Regions from separate parts of the Homo sapiens genome. Here region 1 is linked to region 2. The links are chromatin loops, found by intact Hi-C in ENCODE. Cell type or tissue: mammary epithelial cell. All regions are shown on one strand. Links, peaks and the distances in the headings refer to the core of each region. The heading gives the core; the rest is flanking DNA.

Region 1 (11,803 bases), core at 1,230-9,229, 150 kb after region 2:
TTAGAAAGAAACACAGAAACTTTTCATGAGCTTTGATTAGCCAGCCAAAGAGTTTTTAGAAACATCAAAATCATGAGCTTTGAAAGAAAAAACGAATAAACTGAATTTTGTTACAATTAAAAACTTCTGAGCACCAAACAACACCGTTAAGAAAATAAGTTTATACATACACACAGTTTCCCATATTGATGCAATTTATCAATGATTAAAATTTACAGTATTTCATTGTTGGGGGGAAAGACACCATTAAACAAGCCAGAGACTAGAAGAAAATATGTGCAAATCATATATCCAATAAAGAGCTTATATCAGACTATATACAAAAGAAACAACCCAATATAAAAATGGGCAAAGGATTTGAACAGGTATTTCTCCAAAGAAGATATAGGAGTGACTAAGAAGCTCAATGACTGAATAACTAAGTCAACTGTGAGAAGATAAATTTCATAATTATCATCTTTTATCCTTATCAAAAAGCTACATAACAGAATGATTTCACTAGAAACTCCAAAGCACATAACTTTGTATTTCTCACATCACACTCAAGTTTTCAAATCACTGCAAAAATAAATAATAATAACATCCAGATTGGACATGAAATAAAACTATATCTGCAGATGACATAATCTGGTATATAGAAAATACTAGCAAAGTCATACACATAAAAAACTATCAGTACTGATAAACAGGTTCAACACGGTTGCAGGAAACAAGATCATTATACAGAAACCAACTGCATTTCTATACACTAGCTACAAATACTTTGAAAATAATTACTTTCTTAATTTATAAAGGCATCAAAAAGAGAAAAATACTTAGGAATAAATTTGATATGGAAGTATTAGACTTGTACCCTGAAAGCAATATAACACTGTTGAAAGATATTAAAGAAAACTGAAAGAAATGGAAACATGTCCCATGTTCACGTATCAGAGCTCTTAATATTGATCTGCAAGTCAACATAAGAGCTCTTAATATTGAACTAGAAAGTCAACATAATCTCTTATCAAAAGGCTGGCTCAACATTCAAGTATCAGTATCATCCAACCTATGAATAAGTTAAAGAAGAAAATCATGACCATATCAATAGTTGCAAAAAAGCACCCAACAAAAATCCAACACTATTTCATAATAAAAACTCTCAGCAACTAGAAATAGAGGGGAAATTTGTCAACTTGATAAAGAACATTCACAAAAAACCTAAAACTGACATCATATTTAATGGTGAGAAACTCAAATGAGTAAAAAACTTATCCACATATCTATATAAAAACCTGCAAATTAATGTTTCCAGCAGTATTGTTCGTAACTGCCAAAACTTGGAAGCAACCAAGATGTCCTTCAATAGGTGAATGGATAAAGTGTGGAACAACGATATAATGGAATATTATTCAGTGCTTTAAAAAAAATGAACTATCAATTCATGAAAAGACATGGAGGAAACTTAAACGCACATTGGTAAGTGAAAAAGCCAATCTGAAAAGTCTATCTATTGTATAATTCTAACTATATGACACTGTGGAAAAAGTAGAACTATGGGGCAAAAGATAAGTAGTGGCCAGGGGTTCAGGAAGAAGAAATGAACAGGTAGAACATGCAATTCTTTTAGGGCAGTGAAACTATTTTGTATGATACTGTAATGGAAATACAACTTATATATTTATGAAAGCTCATAGAACATACAACGCAAAGAGTGAACCTAATATAAACTATAGATTTTAGTAATGATAATGTATCAATATTGGCTCATCAATTATAATATACCACACTAATGCAAGACACTAATGATATAGGAAACTGGCAGTAGAAGTCACATGGAAACTTTCTGTACTTGCTGCAAAATTTCCCCCAAAAAACAGTGTAATTACAAAATATAATATTAATGAAAACTCTATCATTAAAAAGAGGAAATAAGTCTTTAAATTCATTTAATTCTCCTTAAAACAGAAAGCTGACTGAGGTTCTGGTGAGAACAGCAGCTGTTACCTTGTCGTGTTAAAACTAACTCCAGACAGCTTTCTGATAGCCTCTCATTTGGCTAGGCCTTAAACAATTGTATTCAGAGTAAATAAACAAGATTCTACCATTACTAACCTCTGAAATTATCTTCATTATCTGCAATTTACTTTAACTATATGCTCTGGAAAGCCTTCCCTTCTTTTAGACTCAAAAAGCAAGTAATTGAATTAAATCTATTTTTTAAATCTTTTTAATGTTTTTTAATGTTCCTAAGACTTAATCCTCTTCTACCTTGTTAAATAATCGCCCTCCCTGCTAGTCTACCACCCAACAGAATTCCTAATTCCATCTCTGTTCCCACAAAACTTTGTTCTTACCTCTAGAGATACATTGTCACACTGCATGTCAGTCATGTGAATACTTATCTGGCCTATCCCCTACACCAGGGGCCCCTGGTACCAGTCTGTGGCCTGTTAGGAACCAGGCTGCATAGCAGGAGGTGAGCAGTGGGCTAATGAGCACAGCTTCATTTGTATTTACAGCCGGTCTCCATCGCTCACGTTACCTCCTGGGCTCTGCCCCCTGACAGATCAGTGGCAGCATTAGATTCTCATAGGAACGCAAATGCTATTGTGAACTGCACGTGCCAGGGATCTAGGTTGCATGCTTCCTATGAGAATGTAATGCCTCATGATCTGCCACTGTCTCCCATCATCCCCAGATGGGACCACCTAGTTGCAGGAACACAAGCTCAGGGCTCCCACTGATTCTACATTACAATGAGTTGCAAAATTATTTCATTATAGACCACAATGTAGTAATAATAATAGAAATAAAGTGTACAATAAATGTAACGTGCTTAGATCATCCTGAAACCATCCCTGCCACCCCACTCACTGTTTGGAAAAACTGTCTTCCACAAAACTAGTCCCTCATACCAAACAGGTTGGGGACTGCTGCCCTACACCATGAGCCCCTAAAGACAGGGACTATGCCACAGTCATTTTACACTAAGACCTCACTCCTAGAAGGTACCACCAATTGGGATGTTTTGGATGTAAGAGACAGACACCTAACTCAGATGAACTAGCTAAGTTGCCAAGAAAGTGAAACAGGAGATGCTGGGTTTAGGCACTGCTGAATTGCAGGTCAAAAATATGTGTGTGTCTGTGTGTGTGTGTGTGTCTGTGTGTGTGTGTGTCTGTGTGTCTGTGTGCACACGCGCATGTGTGCGTGTGCATGTGTGCATATGCATACGAGTGTCCCTTCCCTTCCCACCAATCTCTTTTCCTCCATCTCCCTGCTTTGATTTATCCTGTGTTGTCTTAATTTTCAGTAAGGTTTTCCCTAAGTCATAGAAAAACTGCCACTAGCAGCTCCAGCTTAACAAACTCACAGAAGGCAAAACTTCTTCAATAGTTGCAATAAGAATACTATGGCCCCTCCAAAGATGGTTGTGACCCTTTAGTCCATTTTCATGCTGTACCTGAGACTGGGCAGTTTACAAAAGAAAGAGGTTTAATGGACTTAAGTTCCATGTGGCTGGGGAAGCCTCACAATCATGGTGGAAGGCAAGGAGGAGCTAGTCATGTCTTGCATGGATGCCAGCAGGCAAAAAAAGACAGAGCTTGCGCAGAGAAACTCCTGTTTTTAAAACCAACAGATCTCATAAGACTCATTACCTATCACAAGAACGGCACAGGAAAACCCCACCCCCATAATTCAATCACCTCCCACCAGGATCCTCCCATGACATGTGGGAATTATGAGAGTTACAATTCAAGATGAGATTTGGGTGGGGACACAGCCAAACCATATCACTGGCCACGCTTATGTTACATGCCCATAACTGAGTCAGCAGGGTCACCTCCTCTAACTACATAGGGTGAAAATGAAACAAGGGCAATTGTCCAGGAAAAATCTGGATGATTTATTAAAAGATGGAGGAAAAGGATGCTGGGCAGACAAAGCCAACAGACATTCACTACTTCACAGATTCTGAAAGACTGTGACTCACTACTTTCTAGGGAGTATTTATTAGCTGCTTATGTAGAAAGCTGACTTACCCACTGAATGTCCAACAGAAATGGTCTGCAATGTCTGTCCCTGTATAATATATGTTTTCAAAATGAATTATTTCACTTTACTGCCTCATATGGGGTTATCCATGCTGTTTCATTCACCTGGCCCACAGTGAGAGCATTTGGCATTTATTTAAACACCTATGTTTTTCAGGACATTCTCTTCCCCTGTCGTATATAAGTATCTTAATGCCAAATGCACACACTGCAGAAAATGAAATGTGTTGGTGGCTTTTGTTTGGGGAAAGATTAGAGTATATAAAATCTGGCCAAGCAGACTGGAGGCTCACAGCCAGAATTATCCCAACAGAAATGGCAGGTCTCCATGCCCCACCCTTCAAAGTTCGAAAACACAAATGAGTGCAAGTCTTTGAAACTACAAATCCAACTCCATGAGGCTGGACGCCGCTTTCTCCCCAAAATAAAGCCAAGACCATTGAAGTTGGCATAGGTGGCTTCCAGTTGTGGCTTCTTCCAATATTTGTGCCAACGTCCTTCTCTCTTCTCTGAGAGAGGAGAGGAAGATGAGAAAGAGGATAGGACAGAGGAGAGGAAAAGGAAGAGAAGGAAAGGAAGACATCATTACACTATACACAAAAGGCTATCAGCATGTATCTGCCATTTACACATGCTGGGACTCTCACAAATAACTGAAAATAATCATTTGGGGTGGTCTCCAAAATGAGCCTGGAAGGAACAAAACAACTTTTCCCTATCCGGCCCAATCCGCTTTATCCAGCCTCTCTTACTTATACTAACCTGATTTTGCTTAAATTATTGTCAGCCTCAGCTTTTCACAGGAGCTTTCTTTTATGGATTTTCCATCCAGCAAATGTTTCTGTTCCACGGCTGGGCAGATCCGACCACAGCATGCTTGGCTACAGACCACAGCAGCTCACCCACAGCAACTCCAACCTGGGGGGGCAAAGGCCAGAAGCCATTATAAGGACTCAAAGTCATCAACTTTCTCTCTCTCAAGGGCACATATTTGGCAGGATAACCTCAAACATGTTCCCAACGTTCAAAATCATTATAAACAGAGGCAACAGCTTACAAGGTATCCTAAAGACAAGTGTGGGCTATTCTGAGGGGAGGATTGAAATATTTAATCATTTATTGAAAAGGTTTGGCCTAGTGATTATGCTCTGTTTGTGGGAAACTGAAAAGCCAGATGTTTTAATTAACCATGGAAAACACAAGCTACAACTAAAATTTCATGAACATACTGATCTGCCCCGTGGAAAACCACAGGAATGTTCTGGCAGGGCTCAGTCTGAATTCTTGGGACACAGAGGGCTGGAATCATTCCCCTTAGGAACTGAAACAGAAAATTAACTTGCTCAATATGCTTTAAAAAGTAAAGCGAAACCCAGATTTAATCTCAAATATAAAACATTACAGGACTTCAAAGGGCACCACAAAAAGACACATAAGTGGGGGCTATAAAAAATTCTAATGCGGTTCAGGATTTAGAATATATTTACATTGCAATATGAATGGTGTAATAGAAAATTTTATAGGCTACATAATCCAAAGGGGAAACGAATAATCTTTCATTTCCTAATAGAGGAAATTATATATGAAACCAACATTCAACAAGTAAATCATAAATATTATCAAACGTATAACATAACTGGGCAAAAGGAATCCCTTAACTATCCTGCTGCCAAACATGTGGCCTAGCCCACAGGCGCTGCCATGCTTTAGCTAGAGGAATCAGGGCTTAAGGAAAAACAGTGTGGAAATAACTTATGCTCACTGGTGGTGCAGCTAGCAATTCTGGCACAGAAAACTCAATGAGGGAATCTTATGAAAGCAATTAGTGAACATTAAGAGCTAATAGATTAAGAAGTCTTCATTTGTTAATTATAGTAACAGTTATGACGACATCTGTATATGCCAAATATTGAAAGTCTATTCAAGAGGGGACAGGACAAATGTTATTTTCAGATACTGGGTCCACAGTTCTATTTCTGTAAATCAAAACAGTCCTCGTCACAAGTGTGCTAAGCATAACATTACATTAATCTCTACCTTCAGTTGAAACCTCAGTCCCAAAAATCATCTCGAAAGGAACAGCAGAAAAAAAGCAAAATATCAAGTTATATATGTATGGTATGATCCCAATTTTGTTCTACAAACTGAGTGCATATAATCTAAAGACACCTAAGTATGAACAACAGCACTTTTGGGTTATGGAATGGAAAGCTATTTGTATTTTCTTTCTAGTATTTTCCAAATTTTCTACAATTAACATGTATTTTAAGAGAATTTTTAAATAAGGGGTTTAAGACTGCAGGAATACAAATCAGAAATGGGGTATCTATGCTATATTAGCCTGATCTTCGGTCTGCCTCTTATCTGAACAGAGCTAACAAATGAAGAAGTATTTATCTGATCACAGAAGTTCTTAATTTACACGTTCAAAACCCAAGTGTCCAGTAACACTTCCAGTGATGAACAACACTTTCCTAGAAATAAAAAATTCTTTTTTACTCTGCAAACTTGCCACAGACAGAGAACCATAGTTGTTTCCCTCCCTCACCTATCGCATCCAAATTTCTCTATCACTGGCCATGCCATAAAACTGTCACTAAGTTAAAAGAACGGGCTGGGCATGGTGGCTTATGGCCTGTAATCCCAGCAATTTGGGAGGCTAAGGCCAGAGGATCACTTGAGCCCAGACGTTCAAGACCAGCCTGGGCAACAAAGAGAGGCCTTGTCTCTACAAAAATTTAAAAAATTAGCCGGGCATGTTGGGACATGCCTGTGGGCCCAGCTATTTAGGAGGCTGAGGTGGGAAGGTCACTACAGCCTGGGAAGTCGGGGCTGCAGTGAGCCATGTTCACGTCACTATACTCCAGTCTGGGAGACAGAGTGAGACCTTGTTTCAAATACACAAATAAATTAAATAAATAAAAGAATGCCTCCTGGTGTTACCTACTCACAGGAGCAGGGCCCTTAATGACTCCTGGCACACTCATTTCTGATGCTCTTGGCATCCTGAAAAACACAAGACACAATGGTGGAATCTTTACACTGGGGCCTTGGCAACCCATTGCTCTAATAAGCCCGTGCCCAGAGAGGTAAAATGTCTTTCCCTCAGCCACACAGCCAGCAAAGCAGGAATGAGAGTCCAGACCATTTGCCTCCACTTTGACCAAGTGCTCTTTCCACCACTATGACATTTCAGCATGAACTCTTGGAAATAAACTTTGTACAAATCACGTGCAGGTATTAAATTCATACCAGCAAAACCAGAAGAAGAAGACAGAAATTTATTCTACCAAAAATGAAACGCATGCAGGAGAAAAAGTGAAGACTCAATCCTAGGCTAAAAAAGACACAGCTCTGCCTAGAACATGTTCAACTGAAGAAACAATGAGTGCACTGTGCTTGGGCAGCAGGTGTCCTGAACAGAAACTGCCTATCACACCGAAAGCTTTCTGGTCCTAGCACTGGCCCTGTTGATAACACTACAGTCCCACTGTTCAAAGAAGAACAAAAGGCTTTCAACAAGATAAAACTACACTTGCACCAAGCCACCTGTGAGAGACAGGAAAGATGCATGCACCAGTGTTAGAAATAATAAATGTCTGAAGGCATCAAGTCTGGCCTCTTACTTCCAAAATGACCCAAGTCTTAAGGGAAAGACATTAGTGGTTTCAAAAATTAAGAGATGCCAGGCACGGTGACTCATACTTGTAATCCTAGCACTTTGGGAGGCCAAGACAAGTGGATTGCTTGAGCCCAGGAGTTCGAGACCAGCCTGGGCAACATAGTGAGACCCTATCTCTACAAAAAATTTTAAATATTTATCCAACATGGTGACTCATGCCTGTAATCCTAGCACTCTGGGAGGCTGAAGCAGGCAGATAACTTGAGGCCAGGAGTTCAAGACCAGCCTGGCCAACATGCCAAAACCCTTTCACTTCTAAAAATACATAAATTAGCAAGGCATGGTGGCACACGCCTCTAATTCCAGCTACTCAGGTGGCTGAGGCAGGAGGATCACTTGAACCCAGGAGGAGGAGATTACAGTGAGCTAAGATAGCAGCACTGTACTCCAGCCTGGGCAACAGAGTAAGACTGTCTCAAAAAAAAAAAAAAAAAAAAAAAAACCCGGGCATGATGGCACATGCCTGTGGTCCAGCTATTCAGAAGGCTGAAGTGGGAGGATTGCTTGATCCTGGGCGGTTGAGGCTGCAGTGAGCTGAGGTCTCACCACTGCACTCCAGCCTGGGCAAGAGAACAAGACCCCGTCTCAGAAAAAAAAGAAATAAAGAAAACAATACAGTCACTAATAATTAAAATAATCCTAATCCTTCATCGCTTATGTCCACACAGCCTTGGAGTAAGAGCAGGCTTTTTTCTCTCTTCTTCAAGATTATTTCTTTGAAACATTGTTTACTTCCACTTTTTGTGTTACATCTACCTATGGTATCCACGCCACACCAATCAGAAACCCAGGAGTCTCACAAAATGGGAATAGTCTGAAAAGCCAGGGGAGAGAGGAGGACAGGTGGCAATGACAAACTCAGAAACAATCCCTGAAAGGTCTTTACTGAGCTCCCTTCTCGTCATCCTTTCCCGACTGTGCATCAGGGCAACAAAGGCATGAACTGTGAGGCTGCGCATAAAGCCGCGGCCCGGGCTGATGTGATCTGGCTTTGCGAGAGCCCGAACAAACACAATGGCTCTGTCCCGCCTCAACTGAGAAGTCAGGCGCTGGGTGAAAAAAGAAAATGCTTTTTCTCCACCCAAAACCACTTCTCAAACCCCTACCATATATTCCCGTGACGGATCCTGAAGGCAACACAATGTCAGCAGTTTATTTATTCCCTTTGATGCCTCAGTTCTAACAGTAAACATTAATGTCTGCAGCAGGCAAACGGAATCAGGGTCTTGTTGGTATTTCACAATGAAATCATAGCTTTGTGGTGAGTATTGTTCCAGTAACACCTTAAAGTCATTTGTAAGATAATGAGGGTAAGTTTAAATGTAGCAGTCTGATAAAATAACCTCTAACCCAAGAATCACAAAGTAGATTAAAGCTTACTGAAGTCACCAAGTTATTTTTCTCAACAGAAGACTAAACAGAAATGAGAACTGGATTTGATTCATAGATTGTGAAATCCTTTTTTATTCAAAACCTTGGTCATATGTCAGTTGGTCTTTGGCCTCCGTGAATGGATCTGGCAAAATGTGCACCCAGACACTGCCACCATTTGAGGATCTTCAATGTTTGGCCAGCTTTTTTTTTTTTTTTTTTTTTTTTTAAATGAGGAGTTTCCCTCTTGTCTCCCAGGCTGGAGTGCAGTGGCACAATCTCAGCTCACTGTAACCTCCACCTCCTGGGTTCAAGCGATTCTCCTGCCTCAGCCACCCAAGCAGCTGGGATTACAGGCGCGCACCACCACACCTGGCTAATTTTGTAGTTTTAGTAGAGACAGGTTTCACCATGTTGGCCAGGCTGGCCTCAAACTCCTGACCTCAGGTGATCCACATGACTCAGACTTTTTTGTTTTTACTAATGTCACAGGGAAGGTCTCTCCTTTTCAAGCCTGATTCCAGAAATATCCACCAAGCCAATTCAACACAGCTGAAATTTCTATGTCAAAATGACCAGGCAGACAAGGCAAGAAGGAACACACTGGAGCCCACTCCTCTAGGGCTGTGAAAATTTGTTTAATTTTGGGAACCATTGATTTACTGCATTAACTTACTTAAAAAAAAGTATTGGAATATTTTTATTATAAAAATTAGATTTACAGTATTGATAAATTTACAGGTTAAAATGTCTGGGAAAGAAGAATATAAATTGTTTGAAAGAATGAGGGTTCGTTAAAAAAAAATTTTCTTTCAAAAAGAATCTATCACAGGTAACCAAAAAAGAACTACTATGAAAACCGAAACTGGCATCCAACAAAGTCTGTGACTGATAACCTTAGGGCAGTTTGGAAAAGGGTTCATGTAATAACTTTCCCTGTAGGATTTCAACTAGGGGAAGGCGAATATTAATTAATTAATAGGTTCACTAATGTTTTTAAAGCTGTTCTGAAACAAGGGATGAAGAAATTAACAGATTTAGAGGTTGTGGTTCCAGGTCTGCTACTTATGACCCAAGGATAACTAACAGCCTCTTTAACCTCTGTTCCATCATCTATAAAACTAGGATGATACTATTAGCCAACTTCATGGAGCTGTCAACCATTCAAACTGAATATGAAAGCATTATTGAAACTATAAAGCACTATATTCATCCAACAAATATTTACTAAGAAACCACTATGCTGCTAGATGTGGCATTACCAATACAACCATGAACACTAAGACACAGCTCTTTCTGCACGGACTGACTCTAAGGGAAGCTGTGATCTGTGGGAAGGCTCAGGGGGCTAAAGGAACATGCAGGCGGCACCTAATCGGAATTCCAGACAAACACCAGGTATTGTGACGTTCCCAATACTTCTGGAAGGAAGTTTATCAGTGAAAAGTGATAGTGTCATTTTTAATTTTGGTTGCTTGTTAGCTCATTCATTTAGTACATTTTTTTAGCGAGCAATCACTATGTATCAGGTACCATTCTAGGTGATGGAGACTGGCACTAAAAAAAAATTTCTGCTTTAATGGGGCTGACATTTTGGTCATTCTTCATCTGTAGGAAATATAAAATACATATAGGAAATAGAAACGAGCAGCAATGCTACGTCTGCTTCAATACAATGATTTATTTTAACCAAAGTATCCATGCAAAAGTGTTAAAAGGAATATTCTAACTGATCCGTATATAGTAAAATATTTTATTTCTTATTTTAATCTCCAGGCCACATTTTACAATATACCAAATAACTACCACCATATGAAGGGCGCTCTGAGGTTTGAGGGATTACAATTTATGTGTTTTGGCATACAATGGAACACTCCCCAACACTTTTTTTTCACCCCAGGAAAAAAGAACACATGCTGAAATTCATCCAGTAATAACCCCAGTTTTACCACGGGGAATATCAATTATTTTAGAAGTATTTCCTGTAGTCATTATTTTAAAGATTAAAAAAAAATTAAATTATTTTAGAAACTAAACTCAAGTTCAACTTTAACATGCCAAAAGTCTGTCTTAGCAAAGTTTCTTTTTTAAAAAAAATTTTTATTTAATTAAAAGTCCTGAGAACTAAGCTATGCAGGACATGTCAGCCCTGCTGTACAAAAAATTCAATATGGGATGCAGGGGAAAGGGCTGAGGAAAGGGGGGAGAAAGAAGGAGAAGGGAAGGCACAGGCGTTAAGATCTACACATTAATCTCTAATAATCTGAAAATCCATGCACTCAACAACACTAAAAGCCAATGTTCAAAATACTGCATAAAAAGAATGAATATCTGGGTAAAAGTGACCAAGATGTTACTCAACTCCAGAGCAAGGGTTCCCAAACCTGGGGTAATACGATTTGACTGTGTCCCCACCCAAATCTCATCTTGAATTGTAGCTCTCATAATCCCCATGTGTCATGGCAGGGACCCAGTGGGCGGTAACTGAATCACTGAATCATGGGGGCAAGTTTTTCCCATGCTGTTCTCATGATAGTGAGTAAGTCTCACGAGATCTGATGGTTTTATAAAGAGCAATTCCCCTGCACACACACTCTTTCCTGACACCATGTAAGACGTGCCTTAACTCCTCCTTTGCTTTCCACCATGACTGTGAGGCCTCCCCAGCCATGTGGAACTGTGAGTCCATTAAACTTCTTTCTCCTTATAAATT
Region 2 (11,803 bases), core at 1,349-9,348:
TTTGAGACAGGGTCTCACTCTCTTGCCCAGGCTGTAGTGCAGTGGTGTGATCATGGCTCACTGCAGCCTCAACCTCGTGGCTCAAGTGATTCTCTCATCTCAACCTCTCAAGTAGTTAGAACTACAAGGCACCACCACACCCAGCTAATTTTTTTTTTTGTAGAGATGGGGTTTCACCATATTGCCCAGGCTGGTCTCAGACTTCTGGGTTCACATGATCCTCTTGCCTCAGCCTCCAACGTGTTGGGATTACAGGCGTGAGCCACTGTGTCCAGCCCCAGATGACTTTAAATTTTACGTTTATCTATGTTTCCTAACTTTGTCTTCAATGAGTATGTCTTTTCTTAAAAAAAAATGCAGTTAATAAATTAATAAAATTTCAATCTATCTATTTAATTATTGAAAAATAATTAAACAACCCAGTGGTAGGAAGCTATGTTTAATTGAGTTACCTATGGTCCATTTCAGCAGGATTATTTATTCTTAGTAGAAAAGTAGAGCTTTTCAGGCGGTTACATGAAGAACTGTAGGACCTAAGTATGCAGCAACAGAGAGCACAGGGCCAATTGTGGGGTGGCTCTGATGAAGACAAGTCTTTTCACGTTAGTATTGATTTCATTATCTTTTAAAACCCACTTTAGTTATATTGAATTTCATGTTCAATACACCGACTAATCCACAAACTGTAATAAAGGGGAAAACAAAAACCAGGTCCATTTCAGTCATTAGTAAAGGCAGATTTCTTACCAGAAACACTGAAATTAAAATAGTATTTTTTTATTCTGTTGCAATTTCACCACACCAACTCTCTAAGTATTAAAACAACAGAAAGATAATGACACAAAATTATCCAAATTTGAGTTAGAACAAAGCTGGGGAAAAAGATGAGTATCAGTAATTTCTAGAAAGTTGAGCAAAGCATTTCTAGATATAGGTCAAATTGGGCAAGAAAAACATCACTGATAATAAGCTTGCTGATCCAAATTATCTTAAGTACAGACTTTTTCAACTCCGGTAATAGGTTGTCCCAGAGAAGAAATAAGTGACACATAAATAACAAAAGAGAAGTTTTGTAAGGGCTCCTAGTTCTATTTGAAAAACCTTTAAGCTCCACAGATCACAATTTTCAAACTTCAATACCTGACCACACAAGAAAGCCAAAAACTTGAATTTGAGACAATCTTCTCAAGCTACTCCATCAACTCAAAATTATTTATTTCCTCCATTTATGATTCCCCTGCCAGTCTAATAAAATAGTAAGGCTAAAAAAATTCCAAAACAATCCAGAAGCAAGATATAACCAATGAAATACTGTACGTAATAAGAGACTACTTACGCTCTCTGGTTGTCACCATGCAATCCACTCCCAACTCATCTGCTACCAGCATCCTCCAGGTTTTTGAGCTACATTTCTCAGTAGTTTTCTATCCTTCTTCACATGACTCCAAAACAGCTTCCCATTCAAAGCAAAATAAACAGCTTCATGTGTAAACAAGAATTTAGTGAATTAGCCCAAGTAGAATCAGATTTTGTGTGGGAGAGTACACATAATGCACACATACTCATTTGCCTGGACATTACATTGCTGAAGTTCCACGTGCAAATGGTATCAATGCTTCCTTGTCTGGATGAGCTGGGAACGAGGCCACTAGGAAAAATGTGTTCATACTGAACTGCCTCCAGTTTGAAAGACACTGATGCAGGATCTGACTTACTCCATTCAAGAGCTGAGATCTAGAAACAGGGACATCTGGTCCTGGAATCTACTGCATTAATCCATCACTCATGAGTGCCACCTAAATAGCAAAGTCCCTTACACAGCCCTCGTGAAAGCACTGAAGAAATCATTCAAAAAGATCTTTATTTCAAATTGCTTGAATAAACATGCAGGTGTAAAATAATGAAAAATTATTAAGATAAATTTAGGAAACAAAGATTCTTTCCAAGGTTCTTAACCGTCAATACGGCAAAGGAGTACGACAGGAATGGGGGAAATTGATTTTGTGAAAGGCTATTAAAGAGAGTGCTATTCTCATCAGAAAGTCCCTCCCCTTTTAAAATGTAATCAATAATTTAAAGCAAAGCCAAAAATCATATCAGTTAAAAGGACCAGGACATTTCTTTTTGCACAGTATAGGAGGAAAATTAAATTAGTGTCTCTTAAGAAATTACTATTATCCTTAAGAGAAGTAGTAGGTAAAAATTTTAACTCTTTTCCACAGCTTGCCATTTTACTCACTTTAAAAGAAAGGGTTCAAAGTTAAACAATATGATACTAAGCATATCATCAAAATAATAATAAATTTCTTTTATTACTCAGATATCTGATTTCCTGCCAAAGTTTAAAAGATTTATTTAAAACTTAACAGGCACAAAACATACTTCAGCATTTGGCAGAAGTTGTTTTCTTTCTCAGTTTAGCAATTTTTAAAATGTAAAGTTACACAATCATCAGCGGGAAGGTTTGACGGTTTGATTACAAATTATACTGAACCTATTCTTCATTTTAATGTGCCTCGTTCTCTTTAAGTATTGATTTGTGCCTAAAGGATAAGATGGTCTATTTCATATTTCATTTTTTTTTAGATTTGACCTTTCAATCCAATGGCTAACTCTTTGAAATGTATTTAAAATTAGATAGTCATCTTTTCTGCAAAATGAAGGACTGCACACAGTCTCTGTGTGTCTAACTCTCCGAACTAGGACGTGAGAATTCTCATGAGGGTTCTGGTTGATGGCCACAAAATGGAAAAGGCAGAAGAGCTTCGGTAAGTAGATATGTACCATCATGTTTGTGAGTGCCCTGTTTCTAGAACTCTTTTAAACTATAAATGATTCTGTGAGCTATTAAGCCTCTCTCTAAGAATCTAGCAGATTCATCCTAAGCATGTGTTGAATGGTCACCTCTCTAGAATGGAGCAGAAGGGAATTAGAAAGGAGAGAAGGGTAAATAAAAGTTAAGGTCCCTCGAATGCTAAGATTTCATGGTCTTCCACCATATTAAAATGAGATTTTTATATTCAAACATTAGTGTTCACCAGATAAAATTGATCTCTCAAAACCTCGCTGTCCTTGTCTGAAATATACGAATAATTACAAGCAGGATTATTTTGTGAACTAAATGAGATAATGGAAATGATCAGACTGTTCATATGGTGAGAAACAAATGGTCACCATGACTAAGTGACTATGCCCCAAGGATAACTCAAAGCCAATTCTGTCACAAGAATTCCAAAGTCATATCAAAGCCACACACAATCCCAACAGCACCAGATCCAGACTTAACCCAAATGTGTTATTCCCATTGCACTTGTGCTGGAAGTCTTTATTTTGATGCATATGTACTTGAATTCAAGTTAATTAAAGTTTACTACTTCCCAACAACCCACTGTTTTGTTTTAAAATGCCAGGGGCTAGGCCAGGAATGGTGGCTCATGCCCTGTAATCCCAGCACTTTGGGAGGTGGAGGCAGGCGGATCACCTAAGGTCAGGAGTTCGAGACCAGTCTGGCCAAAATGGTGAAACCTTGTCTTTACTAAAAATACAAAAAAATTAGCCAGGCATGGTGGTGGGTGCCTGTAATCCCAGCTACTCGGGAGGCTGAGGCAGGAGAATCACTTGAACCCAGGAGGCGGAGATTGAAGTGAGCCAAGATCGTGCCACTGCACTCCAGCCTGGGCGACAGAGCGAGACTCCGTCTCAAAAAAAAAAAAAAAAAAGACTGTCTCAAAAAAAAAAAAAAGCCAGGGGCTACTATGCGGTATAAATATAATTAATATTACTGTGACGAATGATAAATAAATAATGAGTTTTCATTTGCAATCCAAAGTCTTTTTTTTTTTTGAGACAGAGTCTCACTCACTCTGTCACCCAGGCTGGAGTGCAGTGGCATGATCTTGGCTCACTGCAGCCTCCGCTTCCCGGGTTCAAGCAATTCTCCTGCCTCAGCCTCCCAAGTAGCTGGGATTACTGGTATGCACCACCGCACTCAGATAATTTTTTAGTAGAGACGAGGGTTTCACCATGTTGGCCAGGCTGGTCTTGAACTCCTGACTTCACGTGATCCACCCGCCTTGGTCTCCCAAGAGTGAGGATTACAGGTGTGAGCCACTGCGCCTGGCCCCAGAGTACTTTTTTTCTAGAATTTGCAATGTTCATAAAGTGGGTGAGAAACAAACTGATAACCTAACTCCCTCTTCCACCTCACTTACTGATACACAGTATTAACAGTCTCGTATAGGAGGCAGCTATCCCATGTTGCAATGCCTTGCCTCTTCCTATACTTTTCAGTGGCTTGGTGGCAAAAGGAAAAGCCAAGCAAAGCTCAGAGAGAATCGTTTTCCCCCTCAACTGGTCACTGATCACACTAGATTGAACATGAGAAATGGCTTCCAGAGGTAGATGCCTCCTCTGCAGAAAACGTTCATTTCCTGGGAGCAAAACCAAAATCTCTGCATCTAAAAATCTATGCCTCCCAAAATTATGGGCTTTATGTCACCACTTAGCTTTTGTAAAAACAATGTGCAGATGAGCTTAGAGGAAATCAATAAAATGCAAGAGTTTTTAATTTCCCTTGAGTAGAAGGAGAAACTACATTTTTTTTTTCCCAAATCCATCCCAGATGTGGCCAGTTTTCCAAACTAGCTACCTATTTGCTTTGTTAATTTGCTTGTTTGGTTATTTATTCTCTACTGTACTCCAATAAACAATTTATCATGATGTGCAGAGGTGCATGCACTGCACAGACTGATACAGCCCCCTACTGAGTCCAGGTCTCGCTGTCCCAAGCTTTAAGCTGATCTCTGTGTCATCCGAGCCTCGTCGGAAGGGGAATGTGTTTGTTTAGGGGCAGTGTCGCAGACAACATATTCATAGATTAAATATTGCAAACCAGACTTCCTAATCCAATGGCAGCAAGATAACAATCACTGGGTATTCAGGAAAAGCAACTCTGGGCCTCAAAGAGATCTTCAATAAACTGTCTGCTCAACTGGGAAAGAAAAGAAGAAAACTAAAGAGTACATATAAAACGCTAAAACTTATAGAGAGGAGCCTTTTATTAAATGATACCTGGGTTGCTGCTCCACAAGGGTTCTCAAAAGCGGGAGTGATACAATGTGGAAACCACCCAAGTGTCCATCCATAGATGACTGAATAAGCAAAACGTGGTATATACAGACAGTGGAATATTAATTACTCAGCTTTAAAGTGGAAGGGGTCTATGGCCATAAAACCCTGAACTTGCCAGATCTCATCTGATGTGGGAAGCTAAGCAGGGTCAGGTCTAGTTAGAACTTGGATGGGAGACCACCATGAGAATACCAGGTGCTATAGGCTTTCTCTCTTTCTTCTCTCTCCCTCTCTCTTTCTCCCCTCCCCTCTTGTCTCTCTCTCTCTTTCTCTCTCCAGCTGTTGTTGGACATCAGAAGAATATTCCAGTTGTATCCGGTGTCTACCGTGAAAAAAAGTGTTCTTTTTTGCAAAAGTGCCAGAAAGGAGTGGTGAGATTCATCCCAAGCCAATCATTTCTCATGAAAGACACTGTGCCATAACCGCTTTTCACACACACAAGAAAGGAGAAAGGGAGGAAGGCAGGGAGAAACTCAGCAAACAGCTCAGGATTTCCACAGCCTACCATTCCAAACCTTTCGCACTTCCAGAAGGCTTCTTGATGGAGTTGTGGCAAGCTCATGGGGGAAATGCTTCACCCCAACGTAACCCAGACCAAATATGCCATTGCACAGGAAGTGGGTGCTGAGTCCAAGTGTGTCCATATGAGCAAAGTAACACAGATTAAACAGTGATTCATTTCATACCAAACTGCATCCATCATTTTAAAAACTGTGTCATCATCCTACTCCAAACTGTATGTGGCATCTTCTCTTCCTCTTCTGCCAAGCAGAGCAAAGACTCTAGGTTACAGCTCATGAAGGTGTAAATTGGGTTGATATGCTCTATGGAGGCAAATGGAGGAAAAAGAAAGGAAGGAAACCCTGAATGGGGGTTGGGGGCAGGGAGGGGTAAGATTTACTCTGCTAACTACATAGATTTCTGGTCATTTTGGACTGAGTTTCATTTTTTTTTTTTTTGGAGGCAAGGTTTCACTCTGTTGCCCAGGTTGCAGGGCAGTGGTGCAATCTTGGCTCACTGCAACTTTCGTCTCAGCCTCCTGAGTAGCTGGAACTACAGATGTGTGCCACTACGCATGGCTAATTTTGTTGTGTGTGTGTGTGTTTTGCTTTTTTTTTTTTTTTTTTTTTTGTAGAAATGAGATCTCACCATTTTGCCCAGGCTGGTCTCGAACTCCTGGGCTCAAGAAATCTGCCTGCCTTGGCCTCCCAAAGTGCTAGGATTACAGGTGTGAGCCACCGTGCCTTGCTGGGTTTTGATTTTTAAATTTTTTATTTTGCTTCCTGGTATTGATTTTTAAAAGTCCCCTGGAAAATGCCTTGCATTTAAAAACCCTCACACCCCTTACGATAACCTATTCTGTCCCTAAAATTAAGACTATAACTTTCAAAACACTTTAGATGAAATTGTGCTAGGCCAGAGTAAGTGATCCTATTTATTTTTTTAAAAATATGTATCCAAAAAGTACAGGGGGAAAAAAAACCTATAGTGTTCTAACTATAGCAATTTCCTCCTGCTTTTATCCCTGTGTCTGAAGTGAGGTCATTTTTGTTTGTTTTTGGCAAGTGAACAGAGAAAAGAAGAAAGAAAAACACACACACACACCCTAGACTTTTCACCCCCTCCTCCTAAAACAGACACACTTGTTAATTTACAGCTTTGAAAATCATCTGGGTAGTTCTTCCATAATTCACCATCTTCCTTGGTTTTCTAGGATTTTTTTTAGAACCTTCAGACCCCAGAGGGCATTTCACTTGAAGATGCTACTCGTCTCATCCCTTCAGAAGGTGGGCTGAGGTTTCCTTAAGAATCTTCTATGAGAGTGGTCTGCAATTAGAAAGTTATAACAATTCTACCTGTGAGGGTGTTCTACAATCAGAACACTGCTCTCACTCTCCCTCCTCCTCCCCATCTCTCTCTCTCACACTCACGCACAGACACCACACACACCACACTCACACTGAAATTAAGAGTGAAAACTGTTAAGGCTAAAAATACTACAGAGAGAAAAGCATCTTTGCTAACACTTAATACTCAGAACAACTTTTTGAAAGTGAAAATGACGATGCTTTACCTGACTGATTATCAATGCAGCTGCCTTTTTTGTTTGTTGCTTGTTTTTAAGAGACAGGGTCTCACTCTGTTGCACAAGCTGGAAGCCAGTGGCATAATTATAGCCTTGACCACCTGGGCCCAAGTGACATCCTCTGCCTCAGCCTCCCGAGTAGCTGGTACTAAAGGTGCACGGCACTACACTTAGCTAATTTTATTTATTTATTTATTTTTGGTAGAGATGGGGGGGGGTCTTTCTATGTTGCCCATGCTGGTCTCAAACTCCTAGCCTCAAACTATCCTCCCACCTCAGCCTCCCAAAGCACTGGGATTACAGGTGTGAGCCACTGCACCAGATTGACACAGCTTTTTAGTTCGCTTCAGCAGCTATAGATTTACCTTCTGATGTAGTTAAACAACATTTTAGATACGTGCTGAACAGCAGTCTTGGACACCTCATTAATATGTAGTAAGGAAGAGAGCAAACCAACACTTGGAAAATTGTTCAATGAGGTGTGTGAAATGACTGGATGGAAACGCTGGTAACCCCTGGAAGTAACGCGGGAAGTATGAAGCCAGCGAGCAGGAGTATCACGAGCAGAAGACCGACCCCCGATGTCCAGGCCAGGGAGCTGCACCACCCTCAGGACCCATCACCTTCCTCACCCCTTCAAGTAAGACCGAGGCTCATGGGCAATGACGAACAAGCCAAACCACAGGGCCGGATGGAGATAGGCCGGCCTGCCATGTGCAGGATCTCTACGTTGTGAAACACTGTCTTCCTGCCTACTTGTTCTAGTCTACTCTGCTGCTTATCTGAAGTTATTTTCTGTTTGTGTACACAATCGTAGTCCCTCTTTTACTCTCTCTCTGTGCTTTTCCTTCAGTGGGAGAATTAATTTTCCATACCAGAATATTTATAAAATCCAATTTTTGCTGAGCCCTTACTACATGGCAATCACTACGTTCTGTGCCCCACATGTCTTGTTTCAGTTAATCATCACAACCACCCCACAAGGCAGAGACTATTATTAACCCTATTTGACAGAGGAGGAAACGTATGGTGTTAAGTGACTCAGCCACAATCATCCATTTAGTAATAGCACAGCTGGGATTTAAATATTCAGTGTTCATAGTGCAGTAAAGCTTATGGCACAAATTCCATTTTAGGGACAAGAACAAGAGAAGAGATTTCCAGTAGTTTAATTTCTGGAGCACAGGAGCAATTAAGAACTCTTCTCTCTTTTTTTTTTTTTTTTTTTTTTTTAACAAAAATGTTTTTTGAGACAGGGTTACCCTTTGTCTCCCAGGCTGAAGTGCAGTGGTGTGATCTTGGCTCACTGCAGCCTTGACCTCCGGGGCTCAAGGAGATCCTCCCACCTCAGCTTCCTGAGTAGCTGGGACTACAGGCACGTGCCATCATACCCAGCTAATTTTTTGTTTATTTTTTATAGAGATGAAGTCTCATTATGTTGCCCAGGCTGGTCTCAAACTCCTGGCCTCAAGCAATCCTCCTGCCTCAACCTCCCAAAGTGCTGGGATTACAGCATAAGCCATCATGCCTGGCCACTTCTACTTGATTCTATCAAAAACAAAAGAAAATATTATTTTTTAAAAGAAAATAAATGTTTTCCACGTTTTTCATTAAGGCTGTGATTCTTGTTAAATGTTAGCCAGATCAGTATCCATTATAATAGGAACACAGCACTTCAAACACAACAGAAGGCCCTAACTAAAGCAGTTCCTGTGTCAGAATCTGAGCCATGCTTCTCAAATGATGCATAGAGGAGGAAGTTAAAATGCAGGTTCCTGAGACCCACTACCTGCGTCTGAGTCTGTAAGGCACAGGTAGGGCCCAGGTATCTACATTTAAAGAAACACCTAGGAGAGGCTGGGCGCGGTAGCTCACACCTGTAATCCCAGCACTTTGGGAGGCCAAGGCAGGCAGATCACAAGGTCAGAAGATCAAGACCATCCTGTGAATGGTGAAGCCCCGTCTCTACTAAAAATTACAAAAAATTAGCCGGGCACGGTAGCGGGCGCCTGTAGTCCCAGCTACTCGGGAGGCTGAGGAAGGAGAATGGCGTGAACCTGGGAGGTGGAGCTTGCAGTGAGCCGAGATCGCGCCACTGCACTCCAGCCTGGGCAACAGAGCAAGACTCATCTCAAAAAAAAAAAAAAGAAACACCTAGGAGTTCTGATGCAGACAGACTACAGGCCAAACTTACTAGCTGCAACGAGATTTTCTCCAAGACTTGCAAATGAAGAAAATAAGATTGCTCTTGAAGTTAAAGTATGATAGTTGAATCAGTCAATGGATCAAAACCAAGAAATGGAGTAAGAGTGAGATAAGATGTCTCCCAAACATAGTATGACTTATCTTTAACTCAGTAGAAAATATTACTGTATCTTGGGCCGGGTGCAGTGACTCATGCCTGTAATCCCAGCACTTTGGGAGGGTGAGGTGGGCAGGATCATGAGGTCAAGAGATTGACACCATCCTGGCTAACATGGTGAAACCCCATCTCTACTAAAAATACAAAATATTAGCCAGGCGTGGTGGCACATGCCTATAGTCCCAGCTACTCGGGAAGCTGAGGGAGGAGAATCGCTTGAACCTGGGAGGCGGAGGTAGCAGTGAGTCAAGATTGTGCCACTACACTCCAGCCTGGGGCGACAGAGCAAGACTCCGGAAAAAAAAAAAAAGAAAAGAAAAGAAGAAAGGAAAAAGGAAGGAAGGAGAGAGAGAAGGAGGGAGGGAGGGAAGGAGGGAAAGAAATAAAGAAGGAAAATATTACTGTATCTTAAGAAAGATTGTATTGATCAAAAATGTAAGTACCTTAAAAAAAAAAGCAATCATTCCCTTTTCTCTGAAGAGGGACTCTTAGGCAATGCACTTCAAGGATTCTAGGTCCCAAGTAGCATCATCTCAAGGGAAAGAAGGACAGCGCGCCTCAGACTATCCCAGCCTGAGACCATTTAAATATTTGATTCATCCAACACCCCTTTGGCTGAAACCATGTTCCCCAAGCAAACAAGCTTATGCTTGGGTTTCCTATGCAGTTGAGTAATTATTTCTATTTGGAAAATAATACACTGGCATTGAGAATGTGCACTGAACATGCAGTACCAAGAAATCTAACACCTAGGAGAGTGGTAATTCTCATAACAAATTAATAGATTCTTATTTTGGCTCCAGTGTTTCTTATTTTGGCTTTAGTATTTCTCGAGAAGTTGATTAATAAGTCCATCCGTCAGAAATGGATCTTTTTTTTGAGACAGAGTCTTGCTCTGTTGCTCAGGCTGGAGTGTAGTGGCACCATCATAGTTTCAAATGCCAGGGTCAAGCGATCTTCTGGCCTTAGCATCCTGAGTAGCTGGGACCACAGGTATGTGCCACTATATCTGGCTAATGTTTAAAAAAAAAAAATTTTTTTTTTTTTTTGAAACAGACTCACTTTGTTGCCCAGGCTGCAGTGCAGTGGCACAAACACAGCTCACTACAGCCTCGACTTCCTGAGTTAAATCCTCCTACCTCAGCCTCCTACGTAGCTGACGCCAGCATGTGCCACTATGTCTGGCTAATTTTTTAATTTTACAGAGACAGGGTCTTGCCATGTTGCCCAGGCTGGTCTTGAAATCCTAGACTTAAGTAATCCTCCTGCCTCACCCTCCCAAAGTACTGGGGATTACAGGTGTGAGCCACCGTGCCAGCCCTTAAACATTTTTTTAACAGAAACAGAGACTCACTATGTTGCCCAGGCTGGTGTTGAACTCCTGGCCTCAAGAGATCCTCCTGCCTAAGCCTCCCAACATACTGGGATTACAGATGTGAGCCACCGTGCCCCGCCATGGATCTGCTTTTAATGCCTGGTTTTAGAGCCTCTTAGCTAGATTGTTGGCCACAGTTATTTCACTGAGGTTACATCTGTTGAGTGTCTCACTTGGCAGAGATTCTGAACATCAGTTTGTGAGTGCTCAAGCATGCTTGTCTTTCTACAAGTGGCCCCTTCACTTTACTGTAGAGAACTAGAAATGAGAGAAATGGGATGTGTCATCACTGTATTTGAGAGTTCATTGGTGAATGAGATATCTAGCCATTTTTCTAGAACTATGGCTAAGTTGAATTTAATATTTAAGATGAGGAAAAACGAAGACTGGTTAAACCATTATAAGTATTTCACTGTTTTTGTTTGTTTGTTTTGTTTTTTAAGGCAGTTCTCTAATAACACCCAATCTGTTTAAGCCACCCATGTTTCCACCCCATCCTCATCTGATCACCCCTCTGAATCTTGGTTAAAATAAAGGACATACACGAGTCCCAGACAGGGTGCAGAAATTTGGTGTCCAGGTGACAAAGTCTGAATCTCTCTGACTTCTCCCTAAAAACGACAACTCTATCTTGAGGATGTCAGTCCTTGGCTATTATTCCCACATCATCTCAACTGACATGTCTAAAATCAAACACATCATCTTTCTCCAACAATTAGCTCCTCCTCCCATCTCTACTATTTCTGAAAACTAACATTTTCTTAGTCTTCAACTTGAAAATCTGACATATTTGATTCTACTCACTCCCTCTCCACCCACATCCAATCAATCACTAAATTCTAGAGATTCA

The links. Hi-C counts contacts between places; a loop is a spot of excess contacts. Peaks named below come from ENCODE experiments on the same cell type or tissue, not always from the same donor. Only the 100,000 strongest peaks of a DNase experiment are listed, where the experiment ranks them.
Region 1: it touches region 2 in a loop (4-fold over the local background); 8 of 110 quality-filtered maps call a loop at or near these places.

Annotation. Positions count from the first base shown.
Region 1 is chr4:41,138,188-41,149,990 of GRCh38, forward strand. APBB2 (amyloid beta precursor protein binding family B member 2) reads right to left here. Exons shown (of 18, transcript NM_004307.2): 2 at 4,800-4,955. Among named protein-coding and RNA genes, the nearest start is that of APBB2, 70 kb to the right of the region's middle. In mammary epithelial cell, for the core only: no CTCF peak of the experiment used is centred there; DNase peaks (open chromatin) are centred at 3,904, 5,304 and 6,884; H3K27ac peaks cover 4,739 bases.
Region 2 is chr4:40,984,937-40,996,739 of GRCh38, forward strand. All of the region lies in intron 6 of APBB2 (amyloid beta precursor protein binding family B member 2), which reads right to left. It also overlaps the pseudogene RNA5SP160. Among named protein-coding and RNA genes, the nearest start is that of APBB2, 220 kb to the right of the region's middle. RefSeq lists a silencer at 6,177-6,246. In mammary epithelial cell, for the core only: no CTCF peak of the experiment used is centred there; DNase peaks (open chromatin) are centred at 5,815 and 8,225; H3K27ac peaks cover 4,493 bases.